Linked DNA regions of Mus musculus: region 2 is linked to region 1. A link is a contact called in ENCODE Hi-C or POLR2A ChIA-PET data. All regions are on one chromosome and are shown on one strand. Each heading gives the region's core, a stretch centred on a gene start or an enhancer-like site at or near the end of the contact. The rest is flanking DNA. Distances are from core to core; before and after follow the strand shown.

Region 1 (6,791 bases), core at 1,171-3,670:
AGGATCAAGAGCTTAAGGTCAGCCTCTGATACACAGGGAATTTGAGGCAGAACATACTGTGCTACATGAGATGCTGGAGAAAATAAAATAAAATAAAATAAAATAAAGTAAAATAAAATAAATAGAAGGTAGTTACAGGAAGGGCAAAATAGAGAGCCAGAATGCCTTTGGCTTTCTGCCAGCCAACCGTGTGCTATGACTGTCTGGTAGAATCCATGTTGGGATGGCCTATTTTATACAGAAGGCGCTTTCCTTTTTTTAACTTGGAGTGAAATGTAAGAAAAACAAACAAACCAAACCAAAGGACGCAGACTATTCTTCAGGAATGTGCGGAGAAAAAAACCCATCACTTTCTAAAGCAGTGGTTCTCAACCCTATGTCTCTGGGTTGAACGACCTTCTCACAGGGGTCACGTATCAGATATCCTGCATATCAGATATCCTGCATATCAGATATCCTGCATATCAGATATCCTGCATATCAGATATCCTGCATATCAGATATTTACAATTCATAACAGTAGTGAAATTACAGTTATGAAGTAGCAATGAAATAGTTTTATGTTTTGGGGTTACCACAACAGGAGGAACTGTATTAAAGGGTCGTAGCATCAGGAAGGCTGAGAACCACTGATAAAGAAACAGTCAGAGAAATCCCTCTGGTCTGCCATGGTTTCCAACCCCAACGCTTTGCTGAGTTTCACTTCACCCAGGTGGCACATACTTAACATCCATTTTGTCTCTAGAGTCAGGGAAACAAAGACCGCCTCTTGTCTCTGAGGCAGTCTCCTTTCCCAGTTTCTTTTCTGAAGACCAGCATCATGGTGAATGAGAGCAATGGTTTTTGTTTGTTTTTCCAGACAGGGTTTTTCTGTATAGCCCTGGGTGTCCTGGAACTCACTCTGTAGACCAGGGTAGCCTTGAACTCAGAGATTTGCCTGCCCCTGCCTCCCAAGCTCTGTGATTAAGGGAGTGTACCACCATAGTCCCCTCCCTTGGCTTTTTCTATTTATTCTTTTATCTTCTGTCATTTTGTTTCTGAATTCCGACTTGTGCATTTTATCTTAATTCCCCTCCCTCCACAGGCAATCATCACAAACCTCTTCAAGTGTAGTTTCTGCTTCTCTGTGTTTTAGTAGAAGGTTGTTACATCCATCCATACACACTTGTAATATAACACACATATAATATATATTTGAAACAGGGTCTTACCAAGTAACCCTGACTGTTCTGGAACTTGCTATGTAGACCGGGCAGGCCTCCACTTCACAGAGATTCACCTGCCTCTGTCTCCTGAGTGATGGGATTAAAGGCATGGGCCACCACTCCCAATCTTAGTTATATTATATTTAAATCTATGGCCTTTCCCACAACAGCCTCAGGACTTGGAGCCCTAAATACTCTTAAGGGTATGTTTGACATGCGCTGCGCACATTTTAACAACACACTCTGCCAGAGAAAGGGATACCACGAAGAAAAGCATAGCAGATTGTCTCTAATGCCTCAGTTTCAGAAAGTGTGCCCCACACATTGAGAATGCCAATGCCTCCCCACTAGGGTACACTTGCAGGCACAGGGCATGTAACATACATTGTACCTCACTAGCTTAAGTGGTGGCAGTTCAGATATCTCACGGGTCTCAGGAATTTTGTATTCACAGATCTGCCAGTTTTTTGTTTGTTTGTTTGTTTTTTCGAGACAGGGTTTCAGAAATCTGCCTGCCTCTGCCTCCCAAGCGCTGGGATTAAAGGCGTGTGCCACCACGCTCGGCTCAGATCTGCCAGTCTTGAATAGGTGTCCCCTGAACTCAGAACGGCCTTTCTGGTATCAGTAAGGTCCCAGCTCAAATATCACTGCCTCAGAGACACCTTCTCAGTCTTGCAGCAATCCTGACAATTCTTTCTCCCAAAGCTTTGCTCCCCTATTTTTATGTAGCACTTTTCATAATTCAAAGTGGCCCATTATTACCTATGTATTGTTTGCCTTCTCTTTGCAGTGGAAGTTGATACTGTCCTGCTCTATCATTAGACACCTAGCACAGTCCAAGCATATGGCAGGCTGTCAGTTGTCAAATATATGAAGTAATGAATAAATAGTATCGTGATGTCCATGTGTTTACATTTCTATAGTTAGAAAAGTGATAAGCCAAAGGGAAGACAGCCAAGGCCCTGGAAGGCCGAAGTTGCAGAATGAAATCCTGCCTCAAGAAACCAATTTAAAAAAATAAAAAATAGGGCAGATACCCAAAGGGCAGCAAGAAGGGATCGTCTCAGTTCCTTAGGCACACAGGCTTCCAGCCATTGCTGTTCTTCCAAGTCCCTCCTGTGTGGGGCGCTGCCACGCCAGACCCGCCAGCAGGAGGCGTTCAGAACCTACACTCTAGGAAAGTAATCGCCTACATTTCCCAGCACGCCTTGCGCCTCGGCCCCACTTCCGGAGCCCACGAGCAAGATGGCGGCGGACGAGGAACCCGATTCCCCCTCTGGAGCCCTTCAGACAGCTGCGGAAGAGGAGGAAACGAAAACATTTAAAGACCTGGTGAGAATGGGTGATGCTGGTATTTATTTTGTGATGTTGGCGTTTAGGCTCACCCAGGGTTTGGGTACTTCATATCCCAGCCGGTGGTGTGTAAAAACACCTTGGGGCCTAGCTCATGCTATCTTCAGGCTGTCAGAAACTCGGGGTCTCTTCACGCTCCCTCGGGTGCATTTGCCTTGTAGGATGCCGCTGGGTCGTGAGAGCCCCCGTTTGTTTTTCTCCCCAGTTACTGTAGAGCCTTATGTTATCTAGGGTCACGCGTGACCTCCTTACAAGAGGCAAGTTGTTATGGTGTGCGCCTCACTTTATACACGTGAGGCACTTGGTAGAATAATAGCTAGCCACTGGTCGGAACTGATTTGACGGGTTAAATGAGATAATACATGCAAAGAGTTGACAGCAGCCCCTGGTGAAGAGAAATTGTCTCAAGGCGCTGTCCCATAGTGTTCATATAAAGCAGGGTCTGAGATGTACAGTTATGTAAAGTGCAAAGGGCTACGTATCACCAGGAGGATGGCTCTGATAAAGGTGAGGATGTATTCTTTGCTAAAGTATGGTTTTCTGAATTCAAAGGGTGTTACGGATGTATTGTGTGAAGCTTGTGACCAGTTGGGATGGGCAAAGCCCACCAAGATCCAGATCGAAGCTATTCCTTTGGCCTTGCAAGGTAGGTTGGAATTAAATATGCAGGCTAGTACAGAGCCAGTGTGGCATTATATTCAGTTTTTGTGTTGCTTCTAAGAGCTATTGCTGTCAAATTCCAAGTGAAATAAAGATATAATCTCTCCCTGGGTATGGCAGGACTACTTGAGTTCTTAACACCGAGGAGGCAGAGACCTTGCTTCAAATAAATATAAAGCCAGGTGTGATCACGGTGGCACAAGCCTGTACCATTTGGGAGGTAGACACTGACGTTAATGAATGGTGGGACGACAGTTTTAAACCCCTAGAGCACTCTACTGTCTGAATTTGCATGGCAGATCCTGACTGTTAGCTCTAAGAGATGAGAATTAAGAATCCATACAATGGACCATCAAGAGACCCATAATTAGCCTCCAAACGATGACACCATTGCATACACTAGCAAGCGTTTGGTGCAAGGACCGTGATATAGCCGTCTCTTGTGAGACTATGCCGGGGCCTAGCAAACACATAGGTGGATGCTCAGAGTCAGCTATTGGATGGATCACAGGACCCCCAATGGAGGAGCTAGAGAAAGTATACAAGGAGCTAAAGAGATCTGCAACCCTGTAGGTGCAACATTATGAACTAACCAGTACCCCGGAGCTCTTGACTCTAGCTGCATATGTATCAAAAGATGCCGTAGTCGGCCATCACTGGAAAGAGAGGCCCACTGGACAGGCAAACTTTATATGCCCCAGTACAGGGGAACGCCAGGGCCAAAAAATGGGAATGGGTGGGTAGGGGAGTGGGGGGGGGAGGGTGTGGGAGGCTTTTGGGATAGCATTGGAAATGTAATTGAGGAAAATACGTAATTAAAAAAAAAAAAGAGGAAAAAAAAAAAAAAGAATCCACCATAAAGCTAGGCGTGGTGGTGCACACCTTTAATCCCAGCACTCCATTGGCAGAGACAGGAGGATTTCTGAGAGTTTGGGGCTAGCCTGGTCTACTAAGCAAGTAGGAAAACACTTTGTCTTTAAGACAAAGAACAAACAAACAACGCCCCCCCCCCAAAAAAAAAACCAGAAAGAAAATCCATCTTGCTTATTCTGTATCTTCCAACACCCTTGATCAGACCTTTCTTGAAGTTATCTTTTCATTTCAACACAGTATTTTACTAGCCTGTCTCTTTAGCTACTGTTTCTTTCCTTTGGCTTTATAATAGCGATTCTATCACCATCCTCTATTTCCTTATTCTAAAACAACTTGGACCTACTGAATTAGAATTTTCAGGTGTCAAACCAGGTGGTGGTGGTGCGTGCCTTTAATCCCAGCACTCAGGAGGCAGGGCTTGGCAGATTTCTAAATTTGAGGCTAGCCTGGTCTACACAGCGAGTTCCAGAGCAGCCAGGACTACACAGAGAAGCCCTGTCACAAAAAAAAAAAAAAACCAAAGCAAACACACAGAAGAAGAATTTTCAGATGTGGGACATAGCCCCTCCTTCATAGATTGTACCTCTGATGTGTATGCCCCTCAGGGATGCGAACCGAGTGGAAATTCAGGGCTTTTGTGTGAATGGGAGGAACGAGGTTATGAAGATGCTCATGGGTCACGAGTAGTTTTGGCAACCAGGGGTATTTCATGCCGCCATTCTTTAGGAAGATGAGCTGAAGGCCTGCTGGCATAAGTATATCCTGTGTAGCTTGTAGCTCTCGCTCTCTCTCTCTGAACCTGAAGTTCTCTGTATCCAGAATCATTAACTTCCTCCCAGAACTGATTTTTCTATAGTTCCTGTCTCCGTTTTTGGCTTTTCAGTTTCCCATACTAAAATTGATGTCACCCACCACGTTCCTTTCAACCAGTTTTTGTTCGCTTTTACTTTTGAGATGGGTCCTTGCTGTGCTGTCCAGGCTGGCTTCAAACGCCTAGGCCTGAGTGCTCCTCTTTCTCTGAGCCTCCCATGTAGGTGGGACTACAGCTGTGCACCATCACGTGGACCGTTCAGCTCCTTGCCTCCTCTGGGTTTATCTTCGAGAAGAATAACACCACCTGTGAAATTCCCTGTTTATCAGGATCCATTAGGGGTTTATGAGCCCCTTCCTAGCCTCATTCCTACCTGTTTAATACCCTGCCATTCAGCCCAGGTGGGGCTTCACATAGCCCCGTCATACACTGTTTCTTAGAGCCCCGGCCCTCTGTCCTCATGCAGGAATAGCTGTCCTGCCTTTTGCTTACTTCCATGTAGAATTTGTAGATCTCTGTTAGCCTGGCATTCCCCTTTATGTACTTTTTATCTTTTCTAGGGGCCTGTATTAAGGGCCTTACCTAATTAAACATGTGTGTTGGTAAGATCGCTCAGTGGTTAAAGGCTCTTACTGCTGAGTTTGATTTCTGGGACCCACATGGTAGAAGTAGAGAACGGAGTCCTACACGTTGTCTTCTGACTTGCCACAGTTATACATGGAAAAACACACACACACAGACCACATAAAACAATTTTAGAATTAGAAATTAGCCTTAAGTTAAACTTTTTTGTTTTGTTTTGAGACAGGGTTTCTCGGTGTAGCCTTGGCTATCCTTGAACTCACTCCGTAGATCAGGCTGTCCTTGAACTTAGAGATTGCCTGCCTCTGCCTCCTGAGTGCTGAGATTAAAGGCACAGGCTACCTCTGGCCTGTTACTGAATTTTAGCTAATATAGGGTAGAGGCCGTGCCCTTTTTGTTTATTCAGTTTATTCTAATTGACGAGGGAGAGCCTGTGCCCAGCATTGTGTCCGTATAGAAAACACTGAAGGAGCTCAGAGTGCCTTTCTTTGTAAAAGAGTTTTGTTTTGTTTCTTGCAGGTCGTGATATTATTGGGTTGGCAGAAACGGGATCTGGGAAAACAGGTGCCTTTGCTTTGCCCATCCTGAATGCCCTGCTGGAGACGCCCCAGCGACTGTTCGCCCTGGTCCTCACCCCTACTCGAGAGTTGGCCTTTCAGATCTCTGAGCAGTTCGAGGCCCTGGGGTCATCTATTGGAGTGCAGTGTGGTAAGTGCCTAAGCAGGACAGAGCCCTGTGTGCCATCCCAAGTGGGGAAGGAGAGCAGGAGGGCACGGTATTGACTTAAGGAGCTGGTGTTGTGGTTTAGCCTTGGGAGTGGGTGGACAGATGTAAGTAGAAATCTAATATTGGCTTGAAGGTGCTCACTGAGAAGGTTCTGTGTTTGCTTTGTTTCTGTAGCTGTCATTGTTGGTGGAATTGATTCAATGTCTCAGTCACTAGCATTGGCCAAAAAACCACATATAGTAATAGGTGAGTCACTGACACAGGTAAATACCACCATGACCATATGGGTTGGAGACAGTCTAAAATGTTGGGTGACACCTGGGGAGTGGACCTGTGACTCTGCTGACTCTTCCGTGTCTTCATTGTTTTCTGGGAAGAAGATGATTTTCTTACCTTTGGGTCCTTAACCTTTCTTGGTAGCTACTCCTGGCCGACTGATTGACCACTTGGAAAATACCAAAGGCTTCAACTTAAGAGCTCTTAAGTACTTGGTCATGGATGAAGCAGACCGGATACTGAACATGGATTTTGAGACAGAGGTGAGTTTTTTTTGTTTGTTTGTTGTTTGTTTTTTTGAGATA
Region 2 (6,729 bases), core at 3,855-6,354, 54 kb after region 1:
ACCTCCTTGGGCATCAGGAATGGACATGGCATACATACATACTTGCAGCAGAACACTCACATGTAAAATAAAATAAAATAAAATAAAATAAAATAAAATAAAATAAAATAAAATAAAATAAAATAAAATAAAATACAACCAAAGGAGGATAAGAACGAGTGCTAATGGCCAAGGCAGTGTTCTACGCCTTTTCCTGGGAAGACGTGAAAAAATGTCTGCTCACCCTGCACAGAGCTCTGACTGTAGTCCAAAGAAACAGTTCCACCCAAGTCTAGCCTAGCGAACCAATGAGCTCACTGGGCTTTTTACTTATAGGAGCAGGGGTGACTCAAAGGCAGCTGCTTTACTCAAAAGTCCACTTCAGCACCAGGTGATGACTCACAAAAGTCTCCTTGGTGCTTCCTGCCCAGCTTACAGGCATCTCCACCAGAGAGACTCCACTCTCTAATGCTTGTTAACTGCTTATGTAACCTTGGGGTGGGGCCTTGTCACTTTCATTGGTTTCCTGAGTCTTACAGATTTTCCTCCAGGAGGGAAATGCTTCAATTAGGAGAAAATTCCTACGTAACAGGTGGGCATCCGAAGTCAATGGCAAAGTGAAATATGAACACCAGGGAGCAAGCCTTGCCACCACCTTGCCATACAAAGAGTCTCTTAGCCACAGGCCTGGACCAGCCAGCCAGCCAGCCATCGCTAGATTCCAGAGAGTGATGGGAGGCAGAGAACGGGCAGTCCAATCCTGTGCTCTCATTGGGTTTCCCAGCTTCTTTGGGAGGTTCTTCGGAGTCTTAGGAAAGGGGTCGGTGGTAAAGAAGAAATCATGTCCCCTCTGAACTGCTTCCTGCCCAGACCTGACACCTTATCCTTGATGTCATGAGCCTCACCCCAGACATAGTGACTCAGGGCTATAAGTGCCCTCAATGACAGCTAGCTCTGTGCTGTCCAGGGTGGCAGCCACTCATGACTTTTGATCCTCTGATATGTGGCTGGTATAAACTGGCATGGACTGTAGACATAAACATGCTAGACTTTTGAGGACTTAGTTTGGCAAAGTAATGCAGAATAACTCAACACACACACACAACACACACACACACACACACACACACACACACACACACACACATACACACGCGCGAGCGCACTTTAGACAAAGCCTTACTATGTAGCTCAGAATATCATTGAATTCAACACCACCCAAACACCTTCCCAAGTGCTGGGATTACGATCATATATCACCATACCTAGATTGTATTTTATTTATAAGGAAAAAACAATTTTAAATTACACTTATTTATGCACTTACTTAGTGTGTATGTACATGCTACAACACATGTGTGATACTTTGCAGAAGTTGTTTCTCTCCTACTGCATGGGACAAAACTCAGGCCATCAGCTTCATGACAGGCACTTTTACCCACTGAGCCATCTCACCAGCCTCTAGCGTCATTGTAAAGAGGGTTGTTAGCTGGGAGGTGGTGGTGGTGGTGGTGATGGTGGTGGTGGTGGTGGTGATGGTGGTGGTGATGGTGGTGGTGGTGGTGGTGATGGTGGTGGTGATGGTGGTGGTGGTGGTGGTGGTGGTGGTGATGGTGGTGGTGATGGTGGAGGTGGTGGTGGTTGGTTGGTGGTGGTGGTGTTGGTGGTGGTGGTGGTGGTTGGTGGTGGTGATGGTGGTGAATACCTTAAATCCTTGCACTTAGGGAGTCAGAGATAGGTAGATCTCTGAGTCCGAGACCAATGTAGTCTAGAGAGTGAGTTCCAAGACAGCCAGGGCTACGTAGAGAATCTCTGTTTTTTTTTTTTAATTGTTTTCTGTGTATGTGTGTTTTGACTGCAGGTTCATCTGTGTACTATGTATGTACTAGGTACCCAGAAAGGCCAGAAGATGGTATGGGTCCCCTGAAATTGGAGAGACAGACAGTTAGGAGCTACCATGTGAGTGCTGGGAACTGAACCCAAGTCCTCTGAAAAAGCAGCCACTCTTAACAGCTTAGCCATCTTTCCAGCCCCCTCTCCCCTCATATTTGAAAAGATAATGTGCTGAGATGGTGCTATTTGGGATCTATTGGGTTAAACAGATGATAAAGCAAGTTCTTTTTCCCTCTCATTTCTTCTCCTTCCTTCTTCATTTTCTTCTAAGGTCTCACTTTAGAGTCCAGACATGGATGGCACTTGATATGCAGACTTGAACCCACAATAGTCACCACACTTCATTCTCTCCATTGCTGGGACTATGGCCATGAGCCACCACGCCCAGCTCCCTATATCTTTTTACTTCTTATGATTCGACCAACTGCTGTTCCAATGTATACAGGGTTCTCTAGAGTCACAGAATGTATGGAATGTCTTTCTATATTGAGGGAATTTATTATGAAACAAAGCTAGTTATTTCAGCTGGTCTTCTGTAGAAGTGGATTCCAACAGATGTGCTGGCAAGTAAGTGCAAGCGTCAAGGAAGAGCGAATCTTCCTTTTTCCAATGTCCTTATGCAGGTCTCCAGCAAAAGGTGTGGCCCAGGTTAGAGGTGTGTACCACCATGCCTGGATCTGGGACTTGTTTCGTCCTAGGCTGACCTTGAACTCAGAGATCCCCTTGCCTTAGTCTCCTGGGATCAAAGGTCTATACTACCTTGCTTGGGCCAAGCTTTTTTTTCCTCCTCCTCCTCCTCCTCCTCCTCCTCCTCCTCCTCCTCCTCCTCCTCCTCCTCCTCCTCCTTCTTCTTCTTCTTCTTCTTCTTCTTCTTCTTCGATTTACTGATTTACTTTGTAAGTACACTGAAGCTGTCTTCAGACATACCAGACGAGGCATCCTATCCCATTACAGATGGTTGTGAGTCACCACGTGGTTGCTGGGATTTGAACTCAGGATATTTAGAAGAACAGTCAGTGCTCTTAACCTCTGAGCCATCTCTCCAGTCCATCCATGGTTCTCTTGGATACTGGTCTAGCTTCAGTTTCTATAGATGAGATTGTAGAAGTTTAGAGAGAAGCCCTTTCCGGTCTCATCATTCCCCAAGCCCTTTCCCCAGGCCCCTGTCTCTTGGTGAACCCCAGGAGAGGAGGAGAACTTGACGACCTCTGACCTGCAGGCCACAAGGGAGATGGCCAAGTTAAATATTGACTGCGGTTTCTTAGGTACGAGATCAATAGAAATATAGACTCCAAAGATTTAGGTTGTTTTGGCTCTGGTGTTTGAACCAGTACCTTATACATCACAGCATAAGCTCATGAAGAGTCTTTCTATTGGTGTGTGTGTGTGTGTGTGTGTGTGTGTGTGTGTGTGTATGTGCGTGTGTGTGTAGCACTCACCATGGTCCTGTGTGTAGGTCAGAGGACAACTTTACAGTCTTGGTTCTCTTCTTGGACTTGGTTGACCTTCATGCCGATTTTGGGAATTGGACTCTGGTTATCAGGTTAGGCAGCACGTAGTTTATTGGCTGAGCCACCTTCCCATCTCCTCTGCCTTTTTGAGTCAGGCTCTTGAGAGTAGCCCCCCCTCCCCCTTTCCCGTTGCCCTATATCACCTATGTGGCTCAGGCCGGTGGCCATCTTCCTGTTTCAGTCTCCCAAATGCTGACTCGAACTGTCATTTGCAGCAAGTCACCTTCAGGTGACCTCAAACTCCTATGTAGTAGAAACTGGCCTTGAAGTGTTTTTCTACCTGCTTCTACCACCCAAGTGCTGGCGTTACAGAGGTGCCCCGCGCCAGGCCTGGCTTGTTACATTTTATTCTTTTCTTTTCTTTTTTTGAGACAGGGTTTCTCTGTGCATCCCTGATTGTTCTGGAACTCACTGTGTAGAGCAGACTGGCCTCCAATTCACTGAGATCTGCTTGCCTCTCCCTTAGGAGTGCTGGGATTAAAGTTGTGAGCCCCTACCATCTGGCAAGATTGTTTGTTACATTTTAAAAAGCATTTAAGGGTGTGGAGAAAAGTGGGTCTCAGCCCCTTGTAGGGGTTAAACATCTTTTTCACAGGGGTCACCTAAGCCCAGTAAAAAGCACAGATATGTATATTAAGATTCATAACAGAAGCAAAATTACAGTTATGAGGTAATAACAAAGATAATTTTATGGCTGGGGGTCGCCATACATGAAAAATTGTATTAAAACTGAACTAAAGCACTTAGAAGGCCTGCTCCAGGCCTTCCCTACTACCTAAAAAGCTTAGTTCCCCCGCTGCCCACCAACGCAACCAACGGGGTAAACCTGGTCCAGTGCGTTGACATTCCAGGACTTTTTGACTACGGAGCAGGCAGGTTTCAGCCGGACTGGCCTGATAATGGATGCGCTGCGGGCCCCTACCTAAGCAGGAGGAATCAGACACCAAAGGCAAATTCCTTCATTTCAAAATTTTATCTGGCGTCTCTGTTCCTATCAACTGCTTTGTCAAACTTTTGGAGAGGTGGTTAAAAGAAAGGCGATATGATCTCTCAGTCAGGCCATGCTAACTTGGCTATGCGACAGTTCCAAGAAGGGCCTTGCTGAAGCGTCTCAACTTTTCCTTGGTCTTTACTCTTTAGCCGCGACTGGGGGACCCACAGGAGAGTGAGTGGCTGTCTCTTCCCATTTAAACTTGGCTTCTCCCTGCTCACCGGAGGAAGGAGTGGGTGATGGAGAGACAGGTGCCGCCAAGGGGAAATAAAGACCAACTTCTCCCACAGAAAGTAACAAAGGAGCTGCCTGGAGCTGCTGGCTTAAGTCTTTGCCCTTGGGGCCCTATAGTGCCCTCAGGGAGGATGGGTGTGGTTCCCTCCAGGAGATGACAGCCAGCAGCGCTCATCCGTAGCTGGGTTCACCGTGTGGCTCTTTTCATAAGGGCGGGAGCTCTGGGACCGACCTGAACACTCGTCGAGAGCTACGCCTGGCAGTCTAGGGTGCTTCCCCCGCAACCCCGCCACCTATTTCATGAGTGACTGTGCTTCTGACGTCAGGGAGGCTTTCAGTTCATTCTCTGGCACGGTGACTTTATTTTCACAACAGCGAGAAGTGCCGCGGAACTGGATTAGGCGTGTCCTCTCCCTCCGCCCCGCCCCCGCCCCTTGTCCCTCGGTTCACCCTCTCCCTCCCTCCGGCGACAGAAGCCTTTATAACCGCTTTGCGCGGCCAAGGCGGGATCCTTGTCCCAGGACCTGCCCAGTAGCCAGGGGTTGAGCGCTCTCGCCTTTCACGCGTGAGTCGCAAGTTCTCGCTTCACCCCGAGCGCCGCGGCGCCCAGGTAAGAGGGGTTTACCCAGGAGCGCGCTCCGGGCCCCAGTTTTAAATCCGGAGAGTGGGGCGTGGGGAGCCTTGGGGAAGGAGAACTGAGACAGTACAGCCCGTGATGGACTACAGCTGGCTAGGAGAAACAGATGAAACCGAGAAAGGAATGTCCTTAACTTCTCTCACCTCTGAATGTGTTCTCTGGGCTAAAACAGAGGGGAAAGACCAATCAGCAAACAGTTAGAAACTGTAGCACAGGCCTGTAATTCTGCACCTGGGAGGTAGATGCAGAAGAATCAAGAGTTCAAGGCCAGCCTTGACTCTACTGTGAGTTCCTGGTCAGCCTGGGCTATATAAGTCTCTGTCTCCAGATACAAAACAGTAGTTTAAAATACCAATATTAAAAGAGAGGTCCGTCTTGAACTGTACTAGGCCCCTCCCACAGGTTCTATGTAGCCACTGGTGGGTGGAAGATGGGCTATGATGCTTTCAACTCCCATCTGAGTTTCAAGGGTCTGTGAATGAATAGAGGGGTAGAGGGAGAGGATGCCAGCCGCTTCCTTCCCAAAGGAGCGAAGGCCGTGGAGGTCAGGAAGTGACTCACCTCAACGCCCCCCCCCCCTTCTCATGTGCGTGTTGTTCCTCCACCCCATCCCTTACTTTTCCTGTTGCCCCAGTCTCTAAGACCCTGTCTCTCTTTAACAAGAGGGGGTGAAAAGCTTGTCTTCCCGGAGGAGAAGAGACACAGGCAGGAGGAGGCTGGCAGATCACATTGAATGGAAAGACAGGAAACAGCAGTTGTTTTTTTTTTTTGTTGTTGTTTTGTTGTTGTTGTTTTTTTTTGTTTGTTTGTTTTTTTTAGACATTCAGGCTGGCCTCGAGCTTGTAACCACCATTCTGCCTCAGTTTGCAGAGTGTTGGGATAACAGGTATCGGTCTCATGGTAGAAGGCTCCCAAATGGCAAAAGCCTGCCTGGAAGCAGGTAATTGAAGGACCATCACCGTGCCTGCCTGCCTTTTCTCCAGGCAAGTGTCTGAGGCTTTTGTTGAAGCCTGGTGAAAGGTTCTCTGGAAACAGTCTCTTCTTTGCTCTTTACTGAAGGAGAATTCTTTAGCCACTTCAGATACAATGGCCTGGGAAGGTGGAGGGGAGGGTGAGGCCAACACTTCACCCTTAGGGGTTTTTGTACTGGCCATCACTGATAGAGAGAAGGAAGGGGAGGGGAGGAAGGGTTGGGAGGTGCCTTAGGATCAAAGAGGGAATGGAGAGGCTGGCCCCCAGGCCCAAAGGGAATGGCCACAGCTGTCTCTGACTTCCCAAGAAAAGGTCTCTACCTGGCTCCAGGCAGCCCTGTGTTTCCTGGTTCTGCAGTCATTTATCCAGCAGCCACCTGCCGCCAGGTCCTTATGCTGAGGAGTCGTAGGCAAGCGTCTTTTCTGTGTGTAGGTCCTGCCTGTCTGTAGTTGCACAGTATCCGTAAGCAGCAGGTTGAAAAAAATGTGCGCCTTCATTCCATTCTTGAGAGG

Evidence for each region. A loop is a pair of places that touch in the nucleus more often than their neighbours do. ChIA-PET counts read pairs that join two places held with the same protein, here RNA polymerase II (POLR2A).
Region 2: a map of mouse trophoblast stem cell shows a loop between it and region 1 (1.8-fold over the local background). The contact joins the promoter of Gprc5a here to the promoter of Ddx47 in region 1. A Hi-C loop is called at or near these places in 7 of 37 maps with a recorded cell type or tissue (Patski, T-helper 17 cell, mouse embryonic stem cell and 1 more). POLR2A ChIA-PET finds 5 or more read pairs at or near these places in 3 of 5 experiments (Patski and embryonic stem cell).

Annotation. Positions count from the first base shown.
Region 1 is chr6:135,009,192-135,015,982 of GRCm38, forward strand. Ddx47 (DEAD box helicase 47) reads left to right here and starts at 2,421. Exons shown (of 12, transcript NM_026360.3): 1 at 2,421-2,537; 2 at 3,111-3,204; 3 at 6,004-6,192; 4 at 6,385-6,456; 5 at 6,631-6,749. The coding sequence starts at 2,451.
Region 2 is chr6:135,060,558-135,067,286 of GRCm38, forward strand. Gprc5a (G protein-coupled receptor, family C, group 5, member A) reads left to right here and starts at 5,105. Exons shown (of 4, transcript NM_181444.5): 1 at 5,105-5,218.